Regions from separate parts of the Homo sapiens genome. Here region 1 is linked to region 2. A link is an interaction called in ENCODE POLR2A ChIA-PET data of the cell type or tissue named here. Cell type or tissue: OCI-LY7. All regions are shown on one strand. Links, peaks and the distances in the headings refer to the core of each region. The heading gives the core; the rest is flanking DNA. Region 1 has its middle 7.0 kb from the start of PPP3CA-DT. Region 2 has its middle 200 kb from the start of BANK1.

The links. Peaks named below come from ENCODE experiments on the same cell type or tissue, not always from the same donor. Only the 100,000 strongest peaks of a DNase experiment are listed, where the experiment ranks them.
Region 1: POLR2A ChIA-PET joins it to region 2 with 9 read pairs; 4 of 35 experiments call an interaction of 5 or more read pairs at or near these places.

The regions. Positions count from the first base shown.
Region 1 is chr4:101,352,121-101,357,517 of GRCh38, reverse strand. No RefSeq gene overlaps it. Among named protein-coding and RNA genes, the nearest start is that of PPP3CA-DT, 7.0 kb to the right of the region's middle. In OCI-LY7, for the core only: no CTCF peak of the experiment used is centred there; a DNase peak (open chromatin) is centred at 2,047; H3K4me3 peaks cover 1,210 bases; H3K27ac peaks cover 571 bases.
Region 2 is chr4:101,583,927-101,589,323 of GRCh38, reverse strand. No RefSeq gene overlaps it. Among named protein-coding and RNA genes, the nearest start is that of BANK1, 200 kb to the left of the region's middle. In OCI-LY7, for the core only: no CTCF peak of the experiment used is centred there; no DNase peak of the experiment used is centred there.

The sequences.
Region 1 (5,397 bases), core at 114-5,113, 230 kb after region 2:
TGTGTGTGTGTGTGTGCGCGTATGTTCCACAGTAATTCCAGGACTAACTGTGGCATGTGAAACAGATAAGACAAATGTCCTAGTCACTGGGTTGTAATGAGTAGCATATGGGTCCCACAGGATTAGATGGGTTATTTAGATACGCTGATTGGCATTATTACCCTTTATAAATGTTTGATCTCTAATTTCAGACATGTGGGAGAATCACATAACTCTGCCTCCCTTGAAATTAGGTTTAGCCAAATGATGAATTCAGCCTATGGAATGTGAGTGTGGTCATTCATGAGTATCACTTCCAGGCAGAAGCATTTGATTGCTAGGGCTTAGACCTTCAGCCCTCTCCAGCCCTGTTGGGTGACTGTGGAACCAGGTGTTAATATTTGTGCTATCTGATTGTAGGAGGCTGGAATGCTGAGTCAGCCTGGAGGGCTGCCCAGACCTGCAGAGAAATTCAAACTTTTGTTAAGCTACCAAGATTTTCCATTTTTACTGCAGCATAGCCTATAACCTGCCTGATGATGACATGGCAATAGGCATGGAGAATATTCAGTCAATAGCTCAAAAATTCCCCAAGACTGCCTAGTCAGAGTCTATCTATCCCTCTTTCCATCCATACTAATTTTTCTCCTTTAATTTTTTTGTACTGAGTGTGCTATAGAAACAATGGTATGGGCAAGGATGAAGGTAGAATATGGTCATTGTCTGCTGAAGAAGAGCATTGCCATAAGCACCAGAATCAGTAGGTGAAAACTTACAGAGGGCGTAAAGTAACAATCTTAGTGGCTCTTTTTAGGGGTCTTTGGTTGTAAGGAACATAACACTCAAACTAGCTGTAGAAAATAGGGTTTATTGTAAGGGTATTGAGGGGTTTATATATCCAGAAAAAAATTAAACAATGATGCCTTGGAAGGACAAAAAGAACACAGATTTTGAAATGTCTCTTTCTGCTCTCTCCGCCCCTGTTGAATCTGACCTATTACCCCTCTACCCAGAATGGCTTCATCTGTTTACATGCCTTGCACATGAATCATGTGCTAGTGGCTACGTTAACCCCAGCCTGCATTTCCCTTTATTCAAACAATAACCGTACACTTTCCTTTGAATTTTAAGGGCAAGCCCTTCACAGAAGGCATCTGATTAATCTAGCTTACTTGTGCAAATTAGATTAGGGAAGTTAAAGGTTACCAGCCCATAGGTACCCCCTAGTCAGATGTTCATCCACCCTAGTCCAATCCCCTGTAATGGCAGTAATTAAACCTGTGACCTGATGATCACTTGGCAGGTGAGGCTACTGAGGCATTTTACCTACAGCAGGGATATGGGCAGGACGGGCACCCTAAAGCATATTAACACAATTTCTAAGACAGACTAGATTTCTTTGGGCTGGGCACAGGTAACACCCTGAAATAGAGAGGGAAACTCTTTTGAGGACTGCTCCTAAACAACCATAACCCAAACCGTATCCACTTCCTCTCTGAAAATTGCTGCTATCTGTCCTAACTTATCACCAGGGAATAGCTTAGATGTTGCAAGCAAACAATAGAACCCTTTGTGTATTTGGAGAAGGAAGAAATATGAGTAATACTGTGTCTTCCCTTGGATCTATATAAGTAATTATTCTTACAGTACGGATGTGTGAGAGACACACCTCGTGCTAAAAACTAAACTCCTGAATTCCATCTGTCATCCTCAAGGCCTGAGTCCACTCTCTACGAAAGTTGACTCTGTAACTTTAAAAAATCTAAATGTGAAATTTTAGTTTTTCCTAAAAATATTTGAAATGCTTATTTAAACTATTTAGAAGGTTAGAAAAACTAACCCAGACTAACATTGTAATCAAATATTTGTTTTTTTTCAACAAACATATATTAAGCACCTGGAATATGGTAGGCATGTTACAGGCGATGGAAATTCAATTGGGAACAAAACAAAGTCCCTGCTCTCAAGGTTCATATTATCTAAGTAGATGACAGAAGACCAACAAACAAATAAATCAAACACAGCACACATACAGATGCAACGTCAAGTAGTTATAAATACTGAAAAGGAACTGAAACCCTATAAAGAGGCAGAGAGTGATGAGGTGCTATTTTTGTTAGGTATACAAGTCTACCTTGTCAAGATCACAAATAATTTCTCTTTTTATTAAAATCAACAATCAAATTTCAGTTGTCATTTTACTTAACCTATCAGCATGGTTGACACAATTCATTTGCTTGACTGTGGGGACGTTACCTTTCAATCCCAGAAGCTGCTTCTTTCAGTTGGTTTTGCTGGAACCTCCTATTCTTCCTACCTTCTAACTGAAATAAAGCACTATTATGCCCACGATTTCCAATTTTATACACAAGACTTTCAAGTTCAGGCTTATATATCCGACTGCCCACATGCCATTTCCACTTCCATGTACAATATGCGCCTCAGAGTTAACATATCTAAAGCTAACTTTAGATCTTCTCCAGCAAATATGCTGTCCATTTCTAATGTTTTCTTTCTTAGTAAATGTTAACTCTTATCTTCCATTTGCTGAGACTCAAAATCTTGTAGTTCTTGATTCTTCTTTTTTATTTTTCTCACATCCTGTATCCAATCCATCAGCAAATTCTGTTAGTTCTACTTTTAAAATGCATTTTTGGTATTGGATGCTTTTCACCACTGTCTTCTAAACTATATAACCCAAACTACCTTACTTCTATTGGATTATGACAATAGTCCTTTAACTACATCTTCCCATATCTATTCATTCTTCCTTCCCTCCATTACATCCAGGGTCAGTTTTTACCAAAGAATGATTGTTTTCTTTAAACTTAAGTCCTATCATATCATTTCCTAACAAAATCCCTTTCATTTCACCCAGAATAAAATTCAGTCGTTCCTATGGTTAAGGCCCTACATAATCTGACTTTTCATGATCTCCCTAACCTTATCTTGTACCACTCTTTCGAGTTCATTCTGCTCCAACTACCCTGGCTTCCTTTCAGAGTTTGTAAACATGTCAACCAGACTCTTAACTCTGGACCTTTGCATATGCAGTTCCTTTTACTGGGAACTCTCTTCTTCCACATAGTGGCATAAATATCTTCATTATTTCATTTGAATCTCTGTTCAAATATCACCTTCTCAGAGAGGACTTCCCAGTCCAAGCTGTCTACAACAAGTACAGTGGTACTTTAGTATCTGTGGAGTTTGGTTCCAGGACTTCTTGAGGATACCCAAATCCACACACACTAAAATCCCTGATATAAAATGGTGTAGTATTTGCATGTAACCTTTGCACATCCCCCTGTATATTTAAAATCATCTCTATATTACTTATAATAGCTAACACAATGTAAATGCTATGTAAATAGTTTCTACACTGTCTTGTTAGGAAATAATGACAAGAAAAGAAAGTCTGCACATATTCAGTATACAAGTAGTTATCTTTTTTCCCGAAATATTTTTGATTCAAAGTTGGTCGAATCCATGAACGTAGAATCCACAGATACAGAGGGCTGACTATAGTACCCTTCTTCTCATCACTTCCCTCAATGTTCTTACCACTATGCATTGTTTGCACTTATTACTTAGTCTGCCTGACATGTTGTGTGTGTGTGTGTGTGTGTGTAACTGTTATTAATTGTTCTTTACTATTATCTGTCTCTCCTCACTAGAACATAAGTTTTATGAGGGCAGACACTTTGCTTTGCTTTTTTTCATATTATATTCCTAGTGCCTGATACGTATAGGTGTTCAATAAATACCCCCCCTTTTTTTTCTCCTGAGAGAGAGTCTCGCTCTGTTGTCCAGGCTGGAGTGCAATGATACTATCTCGGCTCACTGTGACCTCCACCTCCCAAGTTCAAGCGATTCTCCTGTCTCAGCCTCCCAAGTAGCTGGGACTACAGGCAGCTGCCACATGGTTGGCTAATTTTTATATTTTTAGTAGAGATGGGGTTTCACCATGTTGGCCAGGCTGGTCTCAAACTCCTGACCTCAGGTGATCCACTCACCTTGGCCTCCCAAAGTGCTGGGATTATAGGTGTGAGCCACCACACCCAGTCTCAGTAAATACCTTGTGAATATATGCCTTCCACTAGCCATGAACAGTAGTAAAAAAAAAAATCTCACTAATTGGAAGTAAATGGAAAGAAGGCTAGCCAATTCTTCTAAATGGTAGAATATTTACTTGCAATTTTTAATCAATAATTGGCAAAATCTGTTTCAAGTAAAAAATATGTCTTTGCCAACTTAGATGAGTGAAACTCGTTACTAATTCTTATATTGATTTTGTATATGCAAATGTGCTTTTAAAGGCTCTGACAAACTTTCTCCTAAATTGATTTACCAGGTCTCCTATAATTTGTCTGTACCTGTAGTTTGATTAGTAAGCCTTTTGCTGGTATTGTTGAAGTTATTCTCAAAGCACCTAAAATATAAACTTAGCTCATTTCATGTCAAATATTCTGAAATTCTAAGTTTAGAGAATCCATAATACATAAAGTTTTACAGCATGTATATTTCTTGGATGTTTAAAAATATAATAGCACATATATTTTAAATGCAAACATTTATGACTTGGAACCATTAATTTATTCATAATTTTCAAAATGTGTAATAAAATTAGAATTCAAAGTAAGAGAAAGGACTAATAACATTTCTCTCCAGCATATATGTGTGTGTGTGTGTGTGTGTGTGTGTGTGTGTGTGTGTGTGTGTGTAGGGGTGGGGATGCATGTTTTTAATTTCATGGGTCATATTGAAATTTCTCTGAGAGTAGGAACAATGTTACTTAGGCTAGTAACTTATATAGTGGACACCAATACATTTTAAAAATTCATTCAACAAAATTTGTTGAGCACCTACTCTGTGCCCAAAACTAGGATATGAGATGATGATACAAACATATTAATAAATAAAATAAATATGAAAATTTATTAAATACAAATGTATAATGATCACAGATTGTCTTGTCAAATTTTACATAAAATATATCTGTCTGTATTACACTTAGCATATAATTCCATAAATTATAGTTTAATCCTAATGGGAAAAAATTAAATTTATTCCTGAATACATTTGATACAAAAATTTTTAATGTTCCTTGAAAAATAACTTCTTTAAATGGGTAAAACTGCCTTCTGAAAGAAACAAGGCTCAACAAAATTTCAAGAGCAATAAAAAAATAGGTAATAAAACTTCCTTTTAGTTTGAACCTCAAATTAGATCTATGTAGAATAGCATATTTCATAGAACCTCTATGGAAGTAGGGTAGAACTAGAAAATGTGAGAAGGAAATGTCACAGGAATTAGCTTTAAGATAATAAATCAAAGTCTCATATACATTCATGGCCCTATCAGGATTGACTGTCCTACTTTGCAGGTTCCTCAGCATTGTGCTCCACTAACTTAAGTGAG
Region 2 (5,397 bases), core at 280-5,279:
CTTGTTAGTCTCAAGAGACCAATGAAAACATGAGCTCTGTTAAGTTTAAACAAATTTATAATCTAATTCATCCATTTGTCCTTGGAGATAGGTTATTATATATTATTCTATTTGTTTACAAAATATGTTACATCACATAATGGAGTATTGTTATCAAACTCTCAGGCAAACTAGAGAACTCTGTGGAAATTTACAGTTTTATTTTTCCCTGATACATTATGTGTTGTTTTTGATAGCACTCATTCAGACTGAGAGGTCATGCTAGGAGTACAACTTAAAGTTTATTAACTTGTTGGTATGTAAAACTTTCCCTTACATCTTGACCTGAATCATTTGCATATTTCTATGGACTTCTTTATTTGTAAGAGAGGAGGGAATGTCATATACTCAGAAACCTAGATTTCTATGAGTAATGGAACTACAGAAATCTGAGTGTTTAAATCCGAAAACACTCAGATTAACTTTTTAAATTTATATACAAAACATGCAAAGCCCTCTTTCAGAAACCCTTTCTTTCCCAAGGCATTCAAACATGTGAGAAGTTGTTCAAATGCATTATTTATCAGGGAAATGCATATTAAAACTCTGATGAGTTACTGCTTCCCACACATTAGAATGACTAAAATTAAGAAGACTGGCAACATCCAAAGTTCCTGTTGCAAGTGATGTAACTGAAACTCTAAGAAATGTCTAGTGAGAGTGAACCATTTTAGGAAACAGTTTATCAGCCTCTTATATAAAAGGTACACCTACCCATTGATACAGTATTTCTGCTTCAAAATATTTACACAAGAATGTTAAAACAAAAATAAAAAATAAAATAAAATAAAATAACTGTACGGGAATGTTTATATCAGTTTAATCATAACAACACTAAATTGGAGACTAAATTCCATTGATTCCCTCAATGGAAAAATGAGTGAACAACCTGTACTATATTTATACCCTGGGAAACTGCTCAAAACTAAAAAATGAACTACTAATGTGACATGGATAAATTGCAAAAGAAACACACATATACACATATAAAACTCAAGAAAGACAAAACTAACCTATGGTGATAGAAATCAGAAAAGTAGAGTACATTGGTTGTCTTGGTGGGATGAGGGGGAATTATTTAGAGTAATGAAATTTTTATCATATATAGTTATTTGCCAAAATGTATGAATATCTATGCATTTTATTAAATGCAAAGTATATCTCATTTTTTTTGAGACAGTCTCGCTCTGTCGCCCAGGCTGGAGTGCAGTGGCTCAATCTCGGCTCACTGCAAGCTCCACCTCCGAGGTTCACACCATTCTCCTTCCTCAGCCTTTTGAGTAGCTGGGACTACAGGCACCCGCCACCACATCTGGCTAATTTTTTGTATTTTTAGTAGAGACAGGGTTTCACCGTGTTAGCCAGGATGGTCTCGATCTCCTGACCTCGTGATCTGCCTGCCTCGGCCTCTCAAAGTGCTAGAATTACAGGCATGAGACACCGCGCCCGGCCGTATATCTCAATTTTTTTTAAAAAAGTCTATTACAGAAAACGTAAAACTCAGGATACTGTTTGCCTCTGAGAGAGGTAGCAGGATAGGCTAGAAAAGGACTACTCACTGGCCAATACTGGAAGTTTCTAAGGTTGTAAATGAGGTGATATGTTCATAGATGTTTATTTTATTACTCTGCTATGTAATATACATAAGTTATGTATATTGACTTGCCTTTATCAACTATTATAATATTTTTCAAAATTCTTTTTCACTTTTCTGGCATTTTTTTTTAATTCCAGAATTAAAATGTCCTTGAGTTTGCTTTGGAATATTATTAACTGGTGAATTAATTCTTTTAAAGGTATAGGACCATTCAGACGTTCATTTCTTGAGTCAGTTTTAGCACATACCTTTCTAGAAAGGTATATATTTTATCTAAGATTTCAAAAATATTGACACAGAGTGCTGACAATGTCCCTAATCTTTTCAGAGTCTACATATTTTTGTTAGTTTTATTCTTAATTAATAATAGTTTTTAATATTTTTCTGCCTTTGTCTTTTTATTTACATATCTTCCTTGAAAAATTATAAATTTCATCCTCTTTTGGCTTTGCTGATTCTTTCTGTTATGTTTTCTACTTTAGTAGTTTCAAGTCTTTTATTCATCATTTCCTTTCTTCTTCTTTTTTTTTTTCTCCTTGGGTTAGATATTTGACTCATTAATTTCAAACTTTCCTTTTTTCTATTATAAGTATTAATACTTTAAATTTCCTATAAGTTATGCTTTGGTTGTATCTCATAACTTTTTTCATACAGTTTTGTCATTATTATTTACTTATAAATATTTTCTAGCTTACATTATGATTTTTACTCCTAAGATAAAAACTTTTTTAGATTTTTAAGACAAATTTTTTTCTGGTTATGTTTTGTTGTTCTTCCTTAATTAATTGCAATGTGGTAGTATGATGTGGTTTGTGTGCTTACAATTATTTAAAAATATTGAGACGATTTTTTAGAAGTTCTGTATATTCTGCAGATCTAGGTTTCTATACATGTCCATTTCACAAACCTTGACATTTTTGTTGCTCTTATTTTCTGAGTTTTTATACTTGAGATAAATGTAAAACAAAAAATTTCATTTATTCGGTGAATTGCTATTTACCTGTGAGATATTAATTCAATTAACATTCTTCGCATTTCCACTATATGTTTCAGACTACACTCAATGATCAGGGCCATAAGATCTTTTACTCCCTAAAGATGTATTTAAAACTTTTGTCTGGTATTACAATGGGGAAGACAAATAATATAAATGAATACATACAATATCTGATATAAGTGATATAAATGTAAGTTCACTCTATGAAATCACAAAGGTGGGACTAACCAAATTTCAGATTATCTGGGAGGTCTTCCCAAATGAGCAAATATTTCAGCTAGATCTTAAAGGGTGAATGGAAATTCTGAGAGCTGGAGAAATAGAAAGCAGAGGGAAAAGGCATTTTAGGTAGAGAAAATAGTGCTTGATATTAGAGAAATTTGGAGTATATCCACACAGGTAGGACATGGTGTGCTTGTGAAGCATGATAGGAGAGAAGGGGACTTATATGTCAGAGTGTAACTGTGGATTCAAGAGTCAAAGGCATTTGAAGATAAGATGAATGACCCACGGGAGAAATCGGCACTATTTGTTGAGAAGGTAAAGTTTGGGCTATGTTCTAATGAAAGGAGGCTTTGGATGGAGCAAGAGGCAAACAAAGAGTACTTTAAGAAATATTGGTAGTAGAGCAAAAGCTTAGAGCATATTTAAGAGGTCCCCTGGCATTTGCATTGGAAAACAATAAAAGAAAAGTTTTTAAACAATGCGGGTAGAACTGGAGATATCATAAATACCTGGCTGAAGAGTTGGTAACTGTTCTTGTAGGTTCTGTAGGTGTTATAAGCACAAAATGTATAATACACTTAATTTACATACACTTTTACAAATAAAAATATCGTACATGAATTAGAAATATTTTATTTTCTTTAACAATGATACCTGAGAGATCTCATACTATATGTGATGATGCATATGTTAATTTGCTTGACTATACTCATCCTTTCACCTATTTATGATTTATATTATAACATCATGTTGGCCAGACATGGTGGCTCACACCTGTAATCGCAGAACTTTGGGAGGCTAACATAGGAGGATCATTTGAGTCCAGGAGTTTGAGACAAGCCTGAGCAACATAGCAACACTTCATCTCTATAAGAAAAAAATAAAAAAAATTAGCCAGCTTGATGGCAAGCACCTGTAGTCTCAGCTTGGGGGGCTGAGGTGGAAGTTTTCCTTGAGCCCAAGAGTGCAAGGCAGCAGTGAGCTAGGATAGTGCCATTGCACTCCAGCCTGGGTAATATATCAAGGCCTTGTCCCTAAACAACAATAACAAAAGCTATACTGTGTACCTTAAATAATATACAATAAAAACAAATTAAGAAAAATAACAATGCCTGTATATTGTTAGGGAGAAATATTAGGAAAAAATAGAGTGGAGCAGGGACAGGTTCTATACCTCAATGGTCTTCAAACTTCCCCACACATACATCTCAAGTTATTTTCATAATTTAAAAGGTTTAAAATTTTTATTTTCAGCATACTGCAATAATATATTAAATATTCTAATTGAATGTAATTGCTATTAATATAAAATCAAATAAGATTATGACTTTTGAAAAATACGAGGCCAGGCGTGTTGGCTCATGCCTGTAATCCCAGCACTTTGGGAAGCCGAGGCGGGCGGATCACAAGGTCAGGAGATCGAAACCATCCTGGCTAACATGATGAAACACTGTCTCTACTAAAAATACAAAAAAAAAAAAAAATTAGCCAGGCATGGTGGCGGGCACCTGTAGTCCCAGCTACTCAGGAGGCTGAGGCAGGAAGATGGAGCAAACCCAGGAGGTGGAGCTCACTGCACTCCAGCCTGGGCGACAGAGCAAGACTCTGTCTCAAAAAAAAAAAACAAAAGAAAGAAAGAAAAATACGAAATATGCACAGTAAGTTTTTATTGGAAATGCAACTAAAAGTAAATGGCGATTTTTTTCAGTTTGTTTATAGATTTGTGACTATTTATTGCTAGAATTTTTTTTATATTTAGATATATGTAAGCATGAGAAAAATGGTTTACATAAATAAGTCGATGAAAATGGGAGAAGTTTATTATAACAGTATTAATTTATTGAATACTTTCAGACTTATATATCAAAAATCACATAGTGAACATTCAACAAAAGATATGTTTAATGATTTACCAATGGTCAACCCAATTCTTGTTTTTAAAGGAAAATAGAAACCATCTGAGTCACCAAATTATTTCTTAGTCATTGAGAATCATTCGTTTTTTCAATTTCTAGGAAATATACCAAAAATAAAAAACACCACCTTACCAAGACTTACCAAATAACTACTAATTCTATTTCTAACTCATTTGCTAAAATTGCTATATTATCATGACATGTTTAGAAAGGGTTGGAAATACAAAAAAGTTGTTACTTTTAAATACACACTTTCCAGTGCATTACGTATTAAGAAATTACTTAACTTGCAACTTAAATCTGTATTTTTCAAAAGCAAGGAATTGCAGATTTAGATCCCTGAATTATAAAATATTTCTTACAAATATAATGGACCAATCCAGTCTTCATTGTCAAGCCAATAAAACTTATTGTCAATATGTAAAATATAACTTCATTTTTCAAGTAAAATAAATATTTTAATAAAGATGCCCATGAAAATATATCACTTCAAATTCCATCTCGGAGAAAGATAGATCAGGAAGCTGGACATGGATTAGATATCTGGGTGAAACATTTATCGATGCTCTCTGCTCCGCTATCTCAGATATCTCTTTCCAAGATTTAAATTAAAGGAAGACACA